Regions from separate parts of the Mus musculus genome. Here region 2 is linked to region 1. A link is a loop called in an ENCODE intact Hi-C map of the cell type or tissue named here. Cell type or tissue: left cerebral cortex. All regions are shown on one strand. Each heading gives the region's core, and the rest is flanking DNA. Links, peaks and the distances in the headings are about the cores only.

Region 1 (9,099 bases), core at 314-8,313:
CCAGTGGATAGACAGTCTCCTAGTCTCCTAGTCAAGGCACCGTTAATTTCTTTATGTCCTGCAAACAAAGTATGTGGAGTCTTCTCACCAATATGATCTGACCATCTAGTTCTGCTGGCTCACCCAGAACAATGGCAAGCGCTCGTGTTATTTTAGGGCTTCCTGATTGCTACCTTATTCATACTTGGCACTGAGACTTTTATTTAATAACCTATGTCTGTTGGGAGCAGCTTCCTCCACTAATGCAGAGCACCTCTGTTTAGACTGTTTCTTTGAAAAACAAAAACAAAAACAAGTTAAATTAGCATACGTACTTGTGGTTTTCCATAAATCGTTTTCATATGTCCTAAGTCTTGGTTAGCTCACATCGTACCCACCCCCTCCTTCCCACCCCACTGCCTCCATCTACACTTAACCCTTCAACCCCCAGTATTCCCTCCCTGTTCTTTTGTGTCGCATGTGTTCTACTGTCCCCTCTAATTATATTTTTTAATGGGACTTGAAGATCATAGGTTTCCATGGACCTTTTCCAGACGCCCTTCATTTCCGTTAACCCTTCTCTTGCTTACACTTCCCCATGCTTAACCTTCGGTTGGTCTGGCCTCCCTCTCTGCTTATATCGTAACTGTATTTTATTGTCTTCCCTCCCTTAATGCCCAGCCTCAGTGGCCCATTTCTAGTTTTCTAGATCTGTTTGTTCTTCAAGTTAAACACCCAAGACAAAGTATTTGAAGGCAGGATCCTCTTGTGGGACAGAAAGGCAGCATTTGTCTTTCTGGGCCTGGGTGACCTCATTTAGTAAATATATATTTCCTGGTTCCATCCATTTAGCTGAAATTTTCATGACATTTTTCTTTTGACCAAGTCAGCTTAGGCAGTCAACAGGTGCTCCAGGGCAGGAGTGAGGATTAAAAAGAGAGAGAGAGAAAAAAAAAGACAATTAGACAACACTGTAGCATGACCCCAGCCAGTCCTGAGACTGAGGTGGGTTTATTCTTTCCTACTCTGCTTTTATATCATTTTAATTACATGCGAATAATAAGGTCAGTTCTAGATTGAGGAACAAGCAAGACAATAAACACAAATAGTCAAGGAACAAGTAAGGCAATAAATGAAGTCCTGTGATTACTCCCTTGGTCACTGTTTCTAGGGGCTTATCAGGATGACCAAGGTATCTGAGCCTACTTCCCTGTTTTAGACCAAAGTCATATTCTTGCCTGAAGCCTACTTCTTTGTTCTACCTTCAAATCAGATTCCTGCCTGAGCTCCCTTCCTTGTTATGGTCCAGTGTCAAATTCCTGCCAAGCGGCCCCCCAAAGCTCTGCACATCTTTGCAGCTGAGTATTCCCTAGTATAAATGTGCTACTCTTTCCGTATCCCTTCATCAGCTGGCGAATGTCTGCTTGATCCTAGGTCTTCATCACCATGAACAGAGCACTAGTGAACATGGATGTAAGAGTGTCTCTGAGAGGATGTCAAGTCCTTTGGATATGTGCCCAAAAGGGACATTGCAGGGTCATGTGGTCATTCTACTTAAAGTCTTTAGAGGAACTTTCAGCCCAAGTTCTAAAGTGACTGCACCGTTTACCCGCCCACCAACAGCACACGACTGTCCCCAGTCCTCCACATCGACACCGGCGTTTGTTGTCATTTGTTTTCCTAATCATAGTCACGGACTGGGGTAAAATGGAATCTCAAAGTAGCTTAAATCTGCACTTCCCTGATAGCTAAGGATGTTGAACATGTTTTCAAATGTTTTGTGGCCACTTGTGTTTTGAGAATGTACTGTTCAGCTCCGTAGCCCATTTTAAAACTTGGGTTCTTTGTTCTTCGATGTTCAGGGTTTTTTGTTTGTTTTTGTTTTTTGTTCTTTGTATATTCTAGACATTAATACTAATCCTTTTGGGGGCATGGTCTTTCTTTTTACTTGGTTGATTATTTCCTTTGATGCACTGAAGCTCTTTAGTTTTACGAGGTTCTGTTTGTCAATTGTTGGCCTTAAATTCTGTGCAAACGGAGTTGAATTCAGAAAGTCATTTCTTAGCCAGGTGATGGTGGCACACACCTTTAAACACAGCAGTTGGGAGGCAGAGGCAGGTGGATCTCTATGAGTTTGAAGCCCACCTGGTCTACAGAGGAAGTTCCAGGATAGCCAAGGCTACACAGAGAAACCCTGTTTTTTGAAAAACAAAACAAAACAAAGGAAACAAAACAAAAGTCATTTCTTGTGCCTGCGGTGCCACTGCCCATGTTTTCTTTGAACAGTTTCGGCATTCCAGGCTCCACAATAAGATCTTCAATCCATTTAGAGTTGCAGCCTGCCTTTGGTGCAGGTTTATAAATACGGCTCGAATTTCATTCTTCTACGTGTGGACATCCAGTTCTTCCCACACTTTTTGTTGAATGAGCTGTTTTTTTTCTCCAGTGTGCATTTTTGGCATCTTGGCCGAATATGAGATGGCTGTTATTATGTGCGTTTGTATTGTATTTGGGTCTTTTTCCCCCCCATTAGTCTACATGTCTGTTTTTGTGCCAGTACCATATTGTTTTTATTTCTATATCTCTGTAATATATAGCTCGATATATTAATAAAATATCTTTTGGCTATTTTCCTTTTTCCATGAACTGCTTGTTCAGTTCATCAGCCCATTTACTAATTTGCAATTAGTCTTATGAGGTGTTTAATTTTTGCTGTTTTTGTGTATTCTAGATTTACATTTATAGCTGGCAAAGATTTCCCCCCATTTTTCAAGCTGTTTCCTTATGTTGGTCACACTTCCTATTTTGAAGAGTTTAATTTATATCTCACATAAATATTATACTTTTAACTGCTAAAAATTGGTAGGTTAAAATGAATAGTTTAAACTTGGCATAATATATTCTAGATAATATATTATAAGCATTAATATTATATGATATTATATGGTAATTATTACCATTATGATAATGGTTCTGTAATCCCAGAACTCAAGATATCTGAGGCAAGAATGACTTTCAGGCTAGCTTGGGCTACATAGTGAGCCCCTATGTAAAAACAAAAAAAAAATTTTTTTTTTCTATTATAAAAAAAGAATTATAGAAGTCATTGTTAAAGTTATCAGAGACTCTAACGTTGGGAATGAGAATGGAGCAAGTCTTAGAGGAGATAACTCTGAGTCAGGCCCTGGAATATGGGTAGACCTGTGATGGCAGAAGAGGAGGCAGGGTGCAAAGTGTGCAATCAGGAGCAGGAACACGGAGCTCGAACATCCTTTACACGGGCCTAGTTGCACCTCCTAGTCGCAGGTGCGTACCTCACCTCAGGGCCCTCAGTAGCACAAGCAAGGGCTCCTGGTCGCTGTGCCCATTAATGCTTTAAACAGCCCCTCCACAAATCAGTGAGAACGACATCTCTGGCAGAAGCTTGTCCGCGTGAGTGTTTTGCAGCCAGGATTGAGATGCTCTGTATTAAGAACACGTAAGTGGGGAGGGACAAACTCAGAAGCCGCTCACAGAATCTTTAGTGGGGTAGGGGTGGGGGGTGTCACAGGCGGTATTTACCTTAGAAGCAGTTTGAAAGATATTCTCCCAGAAAAATCATAATAATGAATCAATCTAAAAATGAATGTAGATAATTTCCCACTATTGTTCTAAAAGAAAAAAAAACTCCAAATATTTTAAGTTTCAAAATATATCCCCCTTTTATGGAAGATCATTCCCAATTGAGTCTGATTGACAGTGAAAACCGCTTACCTGCCAGGAGGCTTGGAGGCAGTAGGGCTAGCATGTGAAGCTCCTCCTGGACGCTAGGTGGCGCCGTGGACTGAGACTTGGTGAAACGAGCTTCAGAGACAAGTTAGACTGGGAGAAAGGTCTTGGAAACTTATTTCTCCAACCCTTCATTTGGAGGGTTTTAAATTTTATTATTATATTAGTTATTATTAATTGTTAATATTTAATGATTATCATTATTGTTATTACTATTACTGTGTGTGGACGAAAGTTGTCTCCTTTTCATATGTTTCATATTTGTGTGGTTAAACTCAGAGAAACTCCTCAGAGCTACAGAGAAAGCAATGGCGACTGTTCCCTGTATGCCCTCCAGAACAGTGCTGCAGCTGCAGGGTCAGCTCCAGGGGCTTAGCGGAAAGGAGGCTGAGACAACCCTTTCTGTTCGGCGACATCAGCAATTTGCCCACTAGGAGGCACTAATAAGCGATTCACAGTCAGGAGAGGGTTGAGTGGGACCCTCTAGCCCACTATCTTCTCAGCTGGAGGAGTGAGGCCACAGTGGCTGGGTTTCTTGTTCTTTCTCACCAACAAAAGCTTTCTTTGAGTGCCGGTTCGCTAATTCCCTCCCCTGCCTCCCTTGTTCCTCAGGACCTCGGACCGCAGCGCTTCTCCTCCGAAGCTTGCTCGCTATGTCCCTGTCTTTTGCTCTTAGCCCTGTCCACACCCTTGGAAAGAATCCTGTGGTTATGCCTCTTGAATATGGCATGGATCTCCTGCCGGGATGCTCCGGGGTTCTGTCTCCTTTCTCACTTCCCTGTTCCACATCCACCCAGTTCTTCTCTCTAAGTAACCGACTCTTTTGGGTTCCCATACTTATAAACATGCAACCGTATAGATAAAGACATGCTCCTTTCAACGATTTACTCAAACTATGGCATACTTGAGTCCTGCACCATGATTTTATTTCCACATAAAATACCCTAAAGATCTCTCTACAGCAGTTCACAGAGATCTTCCTTATGCCAATTTATGGCTGAATTGTATTCGACTTAAGAAGAATACAATTACCTTTTAACCAGCTACTTATCAGTAGAAGTGTAGATTATTTTCAGGTGGCTTCTATTATAAGTGTTGTCATAAGGAATAACATTGTATAAAGGCCATTTGTCCTCTGACCTTTATTGGTCTGAGGAAATATATCAGATTGAGTAAATTGCCTCAGGTTTCTTCTTGGCAAAGCCCATGTCACAATCATTAGAAGTAGGAGGCTGACACCCGTGACCTATATTCTACAGGATATTACCCCACAACATATACTGTCTATTTCCACCATTCCTCCCTCCCCCATTCTTCTTCTCCTCCAGCTTTCTTTTCCTCTTTTAAAAAAAAAAAAGGTTCTGGCTCTGTTGTCCAGTTTAGTCTTGAACCTATGAACCCAGGTGATCTTTCTGCCTCAGCCTTTTCTCCAAATTGCTTTAGTAATATTGATTAGATTGATTTATCGCAGCGACAGAAAAAGCAAGCAAGGACAGAGAGTGGAAGACTGGGGTTTTGGAGGGGAAGAGGAGAAAGGTGGCCTGTCCCTGAGAAGAGAAAGAGCAGGCAAGCATTCTGTGCAGAGCAAGTCAGGGTAGGGGCAGCGGATTTGAAATGGATTCTGTAAGAGTCGGAGAACTGGTCTCACTTGTCACAGTTCCATACACAGGTTGAGACCTCCAGGAGGAGAACAGAGCCTGTGGGGGCCTGGCCCTGAGTGCTGTGGACCCAAACACAGCAGCAAGATTCCTTATGTAGGCCTGCGAACAAAAGAAGGACTCTCCTGAGAGTGTCTCAGAATTCTGCCAAGATAAAAGGGTCCCATCAGACATCGAAGGACAAGCAGATAGCAGCACAGCAGCGAAGAGGCCAAAGACCAGACATGCCTCCGTTTTTAAGCTACTGTGTGAGCCTGATGCCCTAGAATTATGGAGTGGGTGAGTAATTAAACTTTAAGTAAATGAAAATGTTCACTCTGAGCCATGTGTCTTATCCTAGGAGCCATTTCTACCACACAAACTTCTTTGTTTGTTTGTTTTGTTTTCTTTCCCTTCTCTTCCTTTTCTTCCTCTTCCTCTTCTTCTCATCCTCATCCTTCTTCTCTCTTTCTCTATCTCCCTCTTTGTTCTTCCAAGAAAATGAGCTAAAACTATTTTTTTTCAAGTCACAGATTAGTTGCGCATCATGAGCATGGTATTTCAAAGTGGTTTTCTTGCTTTGTGGGGGGTGGGTTTAGATTTCTGCCACAGCTATACTATCCCAAGGTTCGGTGTTTTCTCATCCACAGGACAGGATTATCAATAGAATGACTTGAAGCCTTCTTTTTTCGTTTTTATAATATTGCTCACACTTTCAGCAAAAGGAAAGGAAACTGATAGTTTATCTGCATCCGCACGCATGTTCTTTCTTAAGATTTATGGTCAGTTGTTTCCTTAAATGCCTACCCATGAAGCATGTGAGTTTCAGCAAGGCTGAGGCCAGATCTTCCTGCATCAGGAGCACATGACATGTCTTTGAGGCTGATCGTGTGAACTTGATACTCAGACCTCCTCGATAGAGGCTGGCTGCTGTGGAGGCTGGGGGGACAGGGAAGGCCACAGCCTCAAGATGCTTCATGCTAAGTGAATGGAAAGACCCCCTTCTCCCTGCCAATACACAAGAGCTGGTCTCATCTGGTTCCTTCATGTCGGAAGTGCACAAGGCTTCATGGGCTGATAGCCAGCTTCTCCATGGACTTTGGAAAAGGGAGCTGTCTGAAAAAACACTATTGAATTTAACACTCAATTACTCAAGCAGATATATTGAAGGAGAGTAGCTAGAGATATGATTTTTCCAACTGGGGAAATCAATTGCCAGACAAGAAATCAAATGTGTGTGGAATCTGGATATGGTGTGCCAGGCCTACTAGTTAGCTGTGACTCTGAGCACGTGATTCTCTGTGCCTCGAACATTAAATGGAAACAAAGGGGCTGGAGCAATGGCTCCACAGTTAGGAGCACACTGTTCTTGGTGGGGGTCCAGATCGACTGCCAGTGTCCATGCTGATCAACTCACAACTGCCTCTGATTCTAGTTCAGGAACACTAGCAGCCCCCTCCTGCCTTCAGGATCACCTGAAGTAAAAATAATAAAAATGCATTTAAAAATGAGGACAACAGTGGTATATGACAAACAGGAGGAGGATTGTTATGGAGAAAAAAAATCCATATGTAGACTCGTGCCTGATACACGGTGAGAACTTAAGACTGTTTTTTTATGGCTGCTGCCGTTCTTACACACAAGCCGTATGTTAGCGTTTTTGGTGTTTAATTAAAGTTTTAAAACTGAGCTCTGAAGCAGTTTCATGACATACAGTAAGAAATTTGGCTACCTGTTGCTATGTGGTCATTCAAAAGAAGACCTTCTGCTGTCTTCTGAGGTCCTGGACCTCAGAGCAAGGTCTGACCTGGTTTGACAAATAATTTCCAGCCACATCTTTATAAATAATGAATCAGAATTGCTTGTTAGATGACATTCTGGGATGGCTAATACCAAGGAAGCCAATGACAACAAATGGAGCGAGGGTGTAGGGAAAGAGGAGCCTTATACACGTCGGATGGGAAATTAAAACGGAACCACAGTGACTGGGTGTGCTGTTTCTCCGTGTACACCGGAAGGACTCCAAGACAGCACTTCCTAGAGCTTGCATGTCTATGCTTCTTATCGCACTGCTTACAGTAGCTGAGAAACAGAACCAGTCAGATGAGTGGATAAGGAGAACTATCCTGCTGTGACAGATGTATACAACAGGATTTTATTTATTTATGAAATCATAACACTTTCAGGAAAAAATGCACATAAAATAAAATTTTATTTTATGTGCATGAGTGTTTTGTCTGGACATATGTTTATGTACCGTGTGTGAGCCTAGTGTGAGAAGAGGCCAGCAGAGAGGGTCAGAGCTCCTGGGACTAGAATTACAGACAACTGTAAGCTACTATACGGAAGCTGGAAATTGAACCCAAGTCCTCTCAAAGAGCAGCCACTGCTCCTAACCACAGAGCCATCTCTCCAGGCCCTAGCTTTTAATTTTTTTTGTGTATTTGTATATGTGTGTTGGGAGAAAGCTCATGAAAGTAGAGAGGAACATTAAGAAGAGGAGGAGGAGGACGAAGAGGAGGAGGATGAAGAGGAGGAGGAGGGAGGGGAGGAGGAGAAAGAAGAGGAAGAGGAGGAGGAGGAGGAGGAGGAGAGGTTGTAAGGAAGAGCTAATGAGGAGATGAGAGAAGATAATGTGGTGTGAAAACAGAGCTGGAGGGAAACTGGATAAGAAAAGGACCAGGGCAGGATGGTGGGGTGAGGGGCGGGGCAGTGGGGTGGGGGCAGGCAAGGGGCAGGGGCCAGATAACAGGGGGAACATGGGCAGGGCAGGGGCAGGGGCCAGATCACAGGGGGAACATGGGCAGGGCAAGGGCAGGGGCAGGGTAGGTGGGTAGGGGTTGGTAGGACCAAAAATGTATGGATGAAGCTCACTGTTATATATGCTAATTTAAACAACTAATTAAAAAATAACATCCTAGAATTTAACTTTTCTGGATTTTGGTGTCTGTGTGTGTGTGTGTGTGAGAGAGAGAGAGAGAGAGAGAGAGAGAGAGAGAGAGAGAGAGAGAGAGAGTTGGTGCTCACAGAGGACAGAGGTCGGGTGGTTTTGTAACACTTGGGGCTGGACTTACAGGCAGCTGTGTACTGTCTGACATGGGTGCTGGGAGCTGAACTCAAGGTCTCTGCACGCGAGCAGCAAGTCTTCTAAACTGCTGAAGCATTCTCGTCCCTTCACTTATTTTCATAAAGCAAAAAGGAATTGACTAGTTCATTGCCGTCTATAAATATTCCAGAGAATAAAACACAAAAAGTCAGCATACTGTATTACCTTTTAAAGAGGAAACTGCAATTCCCCCGGTTTTGGCCTTTGCATAAATGGGCTCTTGGAGGTCATAGTATCGAAATGTATGACACCTTGGAGACTATATGTCTTTTCTTCTCAATAATTTTACATCACTCCCATCACACATCTAGTCCTAGAAATGTAGACAAAGTCCTTGAGGTGCCAAGCTGTAAGAGATCTACAGGAATCTAAGGGAGAGCACGAGGTACAAAGGACGAGTGGGCACCTTCCTGACTGGCTGCTCCACTGGTCAAAGAGTGTGGAGGCCTGGGATTAAACTTTTAAGGGGGAAAACAGGTAATTCTTACATTTTTACCCCACTTTCTTTTCTCTGTAAGTGGGTGTGCTCATTTACGGTTCTGATTTGAATACATTTCATCCTGAAGTCACATGACAGAGTACAGTATACAACACTCTCGGTTCTCCTTG
Region 2 (9,099 bases), core at 1-8,000, 130 kb after region 1:
TACTCCTAACAAGCCATGAGAGACCTCTTGTCACAGAGGCTTACACCCTGCTCCCTTCTTCCTGACTGCCCGCCTTGAGCTCCTTCCAGTGCCCCAGGTCCAGCAACTTTGACTGCTCATGGCCTTCCAGCTTCACAATGTCTTTAAAAATCTTGGAACCAAACAGGAGCCTCATATTTGCTGATGTACTAACAGCTGCTCAAGATATTAACAACCATATCCCGAGTCTCCTTTCATGAGTGTCACAAATGAAGAATTGTAAGTAAAAGGTAATGGAAGTTAGAGCCAAGCACCGAAATAAGGCAAGTGGCATCTTCATAAGCTCTAAGCGACCCACCATCACAGACCCATTAATAAACTGTCGAATGGACACATTTTTCCTAATCTCTACATAAGATTGCGTTAATAACTGCCGTGATCCCTTATGAGGAATGTGAATTTTTCCTATGTATAATATTGAGCTTCACACTAGTTTAGGAGTAAAAAGATCGAAGGAGACTATCTGATTCTAGCCAAATAGTTTTAAAGTTATTATGAAAACCGAAAAGGAGCAGGCAGACCATCTGCAACGTCTGCCTGGAGAAGACGGGGTTCGGCTCAGTGTCCATCAAGGTGAAGTTTCCGCAGACCACGAAAGGGACCTGATTCGAGGGACACCACTGTGGGAGGTATGTGAAGAGGAGAGCCTTGGGGATTTCCAGTCCTGGTGGGCAACTGGGCTGGCTGTGTGCACGCCTGCGATGAGTGAAGCTCTCAGGTCTATGCAACCCAACAGTGAAAGCAGGGGTGGTTAGCAAGGTGTTTTCCTTCCCTTAGTTAGTTCCAACCCAGAACCGTGAACTCAAGGGACCTGATGACATTTCTGTGGCTCGTTACCCAGGAACTTACACTCATAGTTCCTCCTCAGCACTCCCAGAGATGCAGGCCCTGAAAATGAATGCATGCCTGCTGAGTGTAGCCTGTACCATCTCTGTGGAAGAACGGCTTCTTCTACACTTAAGATCTTCACTTCTCATCCTTCATAGATTAACCTTAATTTTTTAAAAAGTGACCCTTACAGTAGAAGCTATAGATAGATAGATAGATAGATAGATAGATAGATAGATAGATAGATAGATATAGAGGTATATGCACACACACACACATATACATTATATATTGTGTATATATATAAAAAATGTGTATGTATGTGTAGATATGTGTGTTTATATATGTATACATATATAAAACTTTGTATGATATATGATATGATATAACTATATATATACATATATATATAAACACACATTGAATTTTGTATGGAGGTATTCAAAGGAAAGAAAATGTGCTAAGCCTGATAGATTAAATATAAACAGTAATCCAATCAAAAAGTCATGGAGGGATGTACAAATAGTAGTTACTGTATATTTATGCTTAGAAGATGGTAGTTAGGGAGGAGGGACATTTTTATGATTCTATTTCTTTCCATGACATTCAAATTACTTGTAAAAAAACATGTGTGTGTATGTATGTTTGCATGTATATATATTTACAAGTAATTCAAAAAGCTTGCAAAAGTGAAATGCCAGGTGTTTGCTTTTTATCATAAATGCAATATATAACTATGCATATAACTATATATTGTAGTATATATTATTATACATTATATATTATACATTATGTTATATGAAATATATGCATATTATATCTTATTGCATGTTACACAGTTATATCTATACATCTATGTAATATATTATATATTGCATTTATGATAAGAAACAAACACCTGGCATTTCACCTTTGCAAGATCATGGTACTGACTGCAAAGCATGGCTGAGTATTATCTGGTACTGAATCTCAAGTTACTATCAAACACACAGTGCTAGGCTTTTTCACTGGTGAAGTGTGTGAACGAACGAATGAACAAACGAGCGAGAAGAACAGGCTGCTGTTGTTCTGTGAGAAGTGCGTGCGAACTCTCAAGAATGAAGAGCTCTCAACATTAGGGAGCTGTTTTAAATACGGATGAAGCCTTCCCCATCCAGGGTAATTCTTACCATTGACTTTCAGCGTGATTCGCTTGTAGTCCGCACCACCGTAGCTGATTATGCAGCAGTAAACGCCTGCGTCCTGCAGCTTGACGTCTGTGATCTGAAGGGCAGCATTTCCCTTCAAAAGCTGGTCCTTTGGCAGCGAGGCTCTCCCCCTGAAGTTGCTGTGCTGAGGCTTAAGGTCCTCCTCTCCTGCCACAAACTGAATCACTTGCTCATCTTCCTTTTCCCAGTACACCACTAACGCAAGCAGGTCCAGCTCCCGTTCTACAGGGAATCTGCACTCCATCGTGACGTTGCTGCCATACTCCACCACGTACAAGTCCTTTGGAGCCGTGATAGTAAACGCTGAAAAGGAAAGAGGACCAGCCCTCAGAAGACAGAAAACTCCTCCAAACACATCTGAAAACCTGGGTAAAAGGTTACTATCATTTTATTTAGGGAATCACATGAACACTAAAATTCTTCTTTGAAATAACTTCATGGGGCGGGGGTGGGGGGTGGTGGTGGTGATGCAAGCTAGATAATATATTCCCAGTCTTGTTTAAAAGGAACCAATAAATAAAAATATATTATCAGTGGGCCACCTCCCTGGGAATGTTCAGTAGTTATTCATAGGAAACGGATCACCTGTTAGTTCTGTATTACCTGATATTTTTATATTCATCCCCTGGGGGGTGGGGGCGGTTGTTGTTCATTCCTTCATTTGTTTCTGGTGTTGGGATTGCACCTAGGGCTTTTTTTTTACATCAGCCAAGTGTTCTACTACTAAACCACACCCAAAGCTCCAGTATTTTCCTTCATCCTTTCCAAGTAACTTATTTTTTTTGTCTTCACAAATAATTTTATTTATTTTTAAGATTTTATTTATTTATTAAAAATACATACAATATATTTGCCAAGTAACTTATTTATGGCAAAGGAGAATGAGAATGTGTTTGGATAAGCAAGGTATATTCCTTATAATTATCTTAGGGGATGGAGTGATTGCCCAGTAAGTAAACGACTTGCTGTGTAGCCCATGGACCCAAGTTCAAATCCCCAGAGACCAGGTAGAAGCCAGGTGCAGTAGCATGTGCCTACAATCTCAGTGGACTGGGAGGTGGAGACAGGAGAGCCCCCAGGAGGTTCTGAGCTAGCCGAACTACAGGACTCAGCAATGTACAACAAATAAGAGACCTTGTCTCAAACAAGGTAGAAGGTGAGGACTAAGCTCTAGGTTGTCCTATGAACGCTTTATGTGTGCCTAGCAACTGCACATACACACAGACCCCCCTCTACACACACATATACACACACATACACACCCCACAAATTACTTCCATTTTTAATTCATAGCTAAAATATTGAAAATATAGAACCCACTGAAAAGATTTGGTGACTTACCCCGTAGCAAGTGACAGCAGGCTGTGAATATAATGCCAGCAAATATCCTCATGTTTTGGGAACTATCTAGTAACGGGAAACACAGAGAGGTCTGCTTAATTTCAATAGCAGAGCAAGGAGACACTAGTAAATGTGTCCTTCTCATATATACATAAGCCCTAAAAGCCAGTCTGGAAAGAGCAGACGAGCCAGCTGTAACTGAAGCAATTCTGAGGGCTGGCCAACAACCGATTTGCAAGTGTGGAAACACAGCTGAACAGTTCAAAATTCAATGCTTTCATTTTGTAACTCAAAGCCATGTAGAACCAAGTGGAAAGAAGTCAGTATGATGGGATCAGCAGCTTTACATTGAGTTATTAGCCCCCCAGATTGTTAATGTACATTCAAACTCAGCCAAGGACCCCCCCCAGGCCCCCCTCCATATGTATCATGCGTTCTTTCAACATTGAAACGTATTTGAAAGCTAAAACCTGCTTTAGGCAAAGCTTCAAAGCAAAGAGCATCCAATTTTCACTTTCACTTTTCAATGCTTCCTCCCCATTAAAATCTCACCTCTGCCTCGCACCTATTCCACATGATAAATCTTTTCCCCAGTAAAGACAGTACAGTGGTAACAGCTATGGGAAGGAAGGAGACTTCCATCTGGCCCGGTTACTCTAAGGTCTGGATGTCTGAATGCTAGTGTCCCCTCCGCTGAACACTTTCCTAATTCACTCGGCAAACACTGAGTATCTCCTCTGAATCTGGCACTATTTGGGGCACTGCTGAAGCAGCAGGTGGGAAACAGGAGCCATTCTTCCATGAAACCGGTGTCTAAAGGAGTGGGCTCAAAGGTGAGCGCTACATTCCAGCCAGTCTAATAGTTTACATTTTCTGCTTCTGTGTTATTCGCATGTTTACAACGTTCATGGGAGAGTAGGTCTTCCCTTACCGTCTCTCTGACCTGTGTGCTCATTCACAGTCAATCTGAAAGGTGTATAAAGCTGACGAGGACGGCTTCTGCATCCTAGCCTCTGAACTCAGTGAGAAAACTATACATCGGTCAAGAGGAAGACGGATGAGAGTCTCACATAGCTCGAAGGATAATCAATAAAAGCGGAAAGAACGCTCTCGATAAGAAAGTCCATGGAGGATCTGTGATACCATTTGGACCTTCTGCTCTACCAAAATTACAGACTCCTCATAGGTAGCATTAGTGAAGATACAGGGATTTCTTGACCTTTCCTGGAAAGGATGTGAAATTGTATAGCTTCTTAAAGGTCAATTTTGTAATCTCTTAAAACTTTAACTGTGCATGTCGTATGATCTCTCTATTCCTGTCTTGGAAATTCATCTTAGAAAATATAAGTCATATGTAACAGAGATGACACAGCCAACAACAGTCCCAGACTTGAAATACCCCATGTATTAGCTAATAAAACTGTGTATACTCAAAATACCGTGACGGATAACTGTGTATACTCAAAATACCGTGACGGATAGATTTCAGTATATGCACAGGGGATGAGTTTGCAGAGAAGTAGGAAGGAGCTTAGAGGGTAGTATATAAACAAAAATATTCTTGTGTCGTAGAACAACCCCACTTCTCTTGAAGACACTGCCTGACAGTGATTATCTGCAAAGGTAATTGTGGCTTTTATAGGGAAGACAGGTAAGTTCTTACACATTTATACTTAAAAAAAAGTTTTGTTTTTTTTTTTTTTACTTATTTTATGTATGTGAGTACACTGTCACTGTCTCTAGACACACCAGAAGAGGGCATCAGATCCCATTACAGATGGTTGTGAGCCACCATGTGGTTGGTGCAGTTTGAACTCAGTACCTCCGGAAGAGCAGCCAGTGCTCTTAACTGCTGAGCCATCTCTTTAGCCCACATTTATACTTTTTTTAAAGGGAAAGAGATAGAAAAGGAGAGATGAAATAGCAAATTTTTTCTTCATTTTTTTGTGTGTGTGTCCAATTTTCAAATGAGTGAATAATCATTTTACTTATTAGGAAAAATAAATCATTACACCTATCGAATTTCTTGTGAGGGACCCTGAAACGGAGCTCAGACGTTGTCACTGAGGTAGAGTGACCATTTCAGTTTATTTTTATGGTTGGATATTGTTGGTGTTGTTATAAAAACGAATGTAGGCACATTACACACATTCTCCTCTAGGGACCGTTTGGTAATATTGGCTAACATATTTATTTGGTTGCCAAAGCTTGCTTGGGACGAAGGAGAGCTGTTACTGATGTGATGAAATAGAGGCCCGAGATGCTGCCAAGACCCTGCCCTGCCGCCTTCCCCCCCTCCCGCCCCCCGCCCCGCCCCAAGGTGACAGACACTGAGATGGCCTACAGCACCACCAGTGCCAAGCTGGAGAAACGGTGACCACTCTCAGCATGTCTGTCAATAGTTTCTGTTCAGCCATTTTCCTCTACACTTTTAAAGATTGATTTATTTTATGTGTAAGAGTGTTTTGTCTGGGACTGGAGGGATGGCTCAGAGGTTAAGAGCACTGGCTGCTCTTACCAAAGTCCTGAGTTTAATTCCTAGCAACCATATGGTAGCTTACAACCAACCACCTATGAGACCTGGTGCTCTCCTCTGCCCTTCAGGTGTACACGCAGGCAGAACCCCATATAAATAATATAGAAAGAAATCTGTTTTGGGGTTTTGTTTTTGTTTTTTAAGAATGTTTTGCCTGCTTGTACATCTGCTTGCCATATGTGTGCCTAGTACCTCTGAGGTATCTCTCCAGCCCCCGTTGTCTCACACATGTAATAGCCATTTTTAAAATGTAAGATTATGGCATAATTTCCCCAAGTCTTGTATTTAACAGGCCCCTAACACGGAGCGCCTTTGCTGTTATGTGTTGTCCCTTTTTTCAGAGTCACAAATATGTGTGTGCTTGGCCAATGTTTGGGCGAGTACCAGTTGTGTACCAGGTCCAAGTTTAGGCTTGAATTATAGATTTCCCTAAGGAGATCTGCGGATCTAGGGAGAAAGACTATGGCAACTGATACCACTACATCTTTGTGCAGCACAAACATTACTTTTTAGATCCCCCCATTCAATTCTTGAAAAATGCAACTTGATTTGTTTAAATAAATATTTAGCTCTCAATAATTACCTGATTACTTATTTTGACTGTTAAGGTCATAGCCTTCTTGCTGATTATTATGAATCATTGATGTTAGAAAAGGGCAGATGCAACAGCATCTGAGAGACTGGGGGAAGAGGCTAGCCTGGGCTACATAGTGAGACTCTGTCTCAAACAACAACAAGAGCATGAAAATAAAAACAAACAACAACAACAAAACAAAAAATAAACAAACCAAACCAAACCAAGGACATTTACAAAAAGAGCAAAATCAAATGACTCATTATTAATCATATCTCTCCAGTTCATCTGCCCAAGCAGATGAGGCAGGATGACATCCAGGCCTGTGAGGACACAGTGACTGTTGCAATGAGGCCCTGGGAGAAATGGCCAAGCCGAGTACTAGACAGTCACAATGAGGTACATGATATCCACTGAAGACTGTACCTAATTTTTCCTACGTTGATGGCAGACTCAGTTGGAACAGTTATCTATTGCTTATGAGTCTGCTTTAAAGCTTAGTATAAAGTCTGAAAGGTGATGGGTTGGGTCTGATAGTCACCTTCTTCAGTATCATATCCTCCCCTCCCTGGCTCTCAGGGTGCAGGTGTGAGCAGTAGATCAAAAGGGGAAATTCAGGGACCATGTAAATCAGCATGGCCTTTGACCTCTAAACCTGCACCTCTTACATGGGCTAAGAGTCCAGGGTCACCTTCTCCCTCCCTCCGGCAAGAAACTGTAACCTTTCACAAATTCCCAGACAAGAGCTGAGAGCCTTTCACAGAACAGAGTTTAAAGTAAAGAAGTGACGCTCATTCAAGATGGGGAAATAGGTTTGTCCCAGGGGAAGTCCAGATGAAGATCTTGGAACGCCACTTCTTTATCTTCCCATGGGGGGGGGGGGCACGGGGGGGGATGGGGGGGGGAAGAGTGCCTGGGGCGGGGAGGGGAAGCAGATGCAAACTTCCTTTCTCAAAAGAGTGAAAATTTACCCAGTTTTCAAATTCTATCAAATGATCCTGAACCCTGTGCTCAAATCCATCCCTTCTCCATCCCTCCTTAGAGCAGCATATAACCACTATCATGTCTTCCTATCTATGATGCTCAGCTGGGAAAGGTGAATATTTTCCCTGTATAAAGTTCTCCTTAAACACCGCTTGGTCACTATCATCATCAGCTGCGGATACTTTCTGGAATGTATTCTCAGGTTGTTGTTTTTTTTTTTTCTACACAAAGGCCTTTCAGACACTCAAACATAATGAAGTACTTATACATATAAGAGTTTATCTAAATGAAATACCTAGCCATATTCCAGACAGTCACATACACAGATGGTCAGTGGATGACTGAGCTAGTAAGGCACTATTACTAACCTGTGCATTCCTCAGTGGGAGAGTGATGCCCTTTAATAACCCAGCACAATGGAATATAGCAATTAAAAAAAAACTGGCTAAGTAATTCATAGGAAAGCACCTGTAATAATTTATTTTTAAAAAAAGATAGAATATTGTACTTTCACCTCTTATGACAACCCCAACCTAAACTTTAACATAGCCTAGGTCACTGTATCTAAGAACTGTTTGGGACATTTTCTTCCAAAAATCCTTTAGGTTCTCTGGGCAGATAGAATGAAAATCTTAAGCTCCAGCATCCTAGACCTCGACAGAGGAAGGGACCTCCGGAGATGCTTCAAGTGGAAAGACCCAGTCATTGCTAGCAAACAGTCAAGTCGCGCTAGGACCAATTAATTCATCTCTTCTGACCCAGCTACCTACCCACAAGATCCATAAACACACAAAACTGCGGATTCTGAGTTCTTAACTTTCCCAGGAAACCGGTTCCCTTCTCCGTCCTAAAAAGGTCTAGGGATTCTGGCTCTTTAAAGTGCCCTGCAAGCGGATTCCGCGAGAAGATGCTCCCTTACCTGCAGGCGAGGAGACTGGCCCGCGACGTGCAAGTGCAGCCTGGCATGAGGCTTGGGGACCACGATTTCCTGGTCTTATCTCGAGTTCAGAGCCCCGCCCACTCCGCGGAAGCCTTGTCCAACCTCCGCTGTCTGTGAAACCGAAGCCACCCAGTCCCTTTGAGCATGAGTTTATCTCATAGTATTTCCTGCGGATGACTTTAGAGTCAGCTTTGGGATATTCACAGTTTAAGAAAAAACGAAACTAGGCTTCGGTGCGGTGACACACGCCTTAATTCCAGTACTCAGGAGCCAGTGGCAGGTGAGTCTCTGGTCTATAGAGAGAGCTCCAAGACAACCGGGCTGCTACTGAGAGGCTGTCGATAAAAACAAAAACAAACAAACACTATTTAAAAACGAAACTAAAAGTGAAAGTGAAACCTGCATTAGCTTTCTTGTAAATCAGGTTCCCTCAAAGAAACAGTCCAGAGTAAACAACTCAGCTCTATTTTGGGTGGGAGTGGAACCTGAGGTCGGGGGTGGGGGTGGGGGGGAGCGTGTGCTTGGAGATCCACATAGGTTGCCTTCCTCTACAGCTCCCACCTTGATTTTTGAAAGAGGGTCTCTCTTACCTAACCTCGGGCTCGCAGCTGGCCAAACTAGCCGGCCAGCGTGGTCCAGGGATCCCCAT

Evidence for each region. Peaks named below come from ENCODE experiments on the same cell type or tissue, not always from the same donor. Only the 100,000 strongest peaks of a DNase experiment are listed, where the experiment ranks them.
Region 2: it touches region 1 in a loop (6-fold over the local background); 16 of 42 quality-filtered maps call a loop at or near these places.

The regions. Positions count from the first base shown.
Region 1 is chr19:29,496,397-29,505,495 of GRCm38, reverse strand. A930007I19Rik (RIKEN cDNA A930007I19 gene) reads left to right here. Exons shown (of 4, transcript NR_015567.3): 4 at 1-1,833. Among named protein-coding and RNA genes, the nearest start is that of A930007I19Rik, 21 kb to the left of the region's middle. In left cerebral cortex, for the core only: a CTCF peak has its summit at 3,788 (motif pointing right); DNase peaks (open chromatin) are centred at 3,272, 3,786 and 4,197; H3K4me3 peaks cover 497 bases.
Region 2 is chr19:29,366,837-29,375,935 of GRCm38, reverse strand. Cd274 (CD274 antigen) reads right to left here and starts at 8,498. Exons shown (of 7, transcript NM_021893.3): 1 at 8,430-8,498; 2 at 3,417-3,482; 3 at 2,037-2,378. The coding sequence starts at 3,468. It also overlaps a transcript of Plgrkt not described here. In left cerebral cortex, for the core only: a CTCF peak has its summit at 5,197 (motif pointing right); DNase peaks (open chromatin) are centred at 2,119, 2,234 and 3,626; H3K4me3 peaks cover 1,241 bases; H3K27ac peaks cover 430 bases.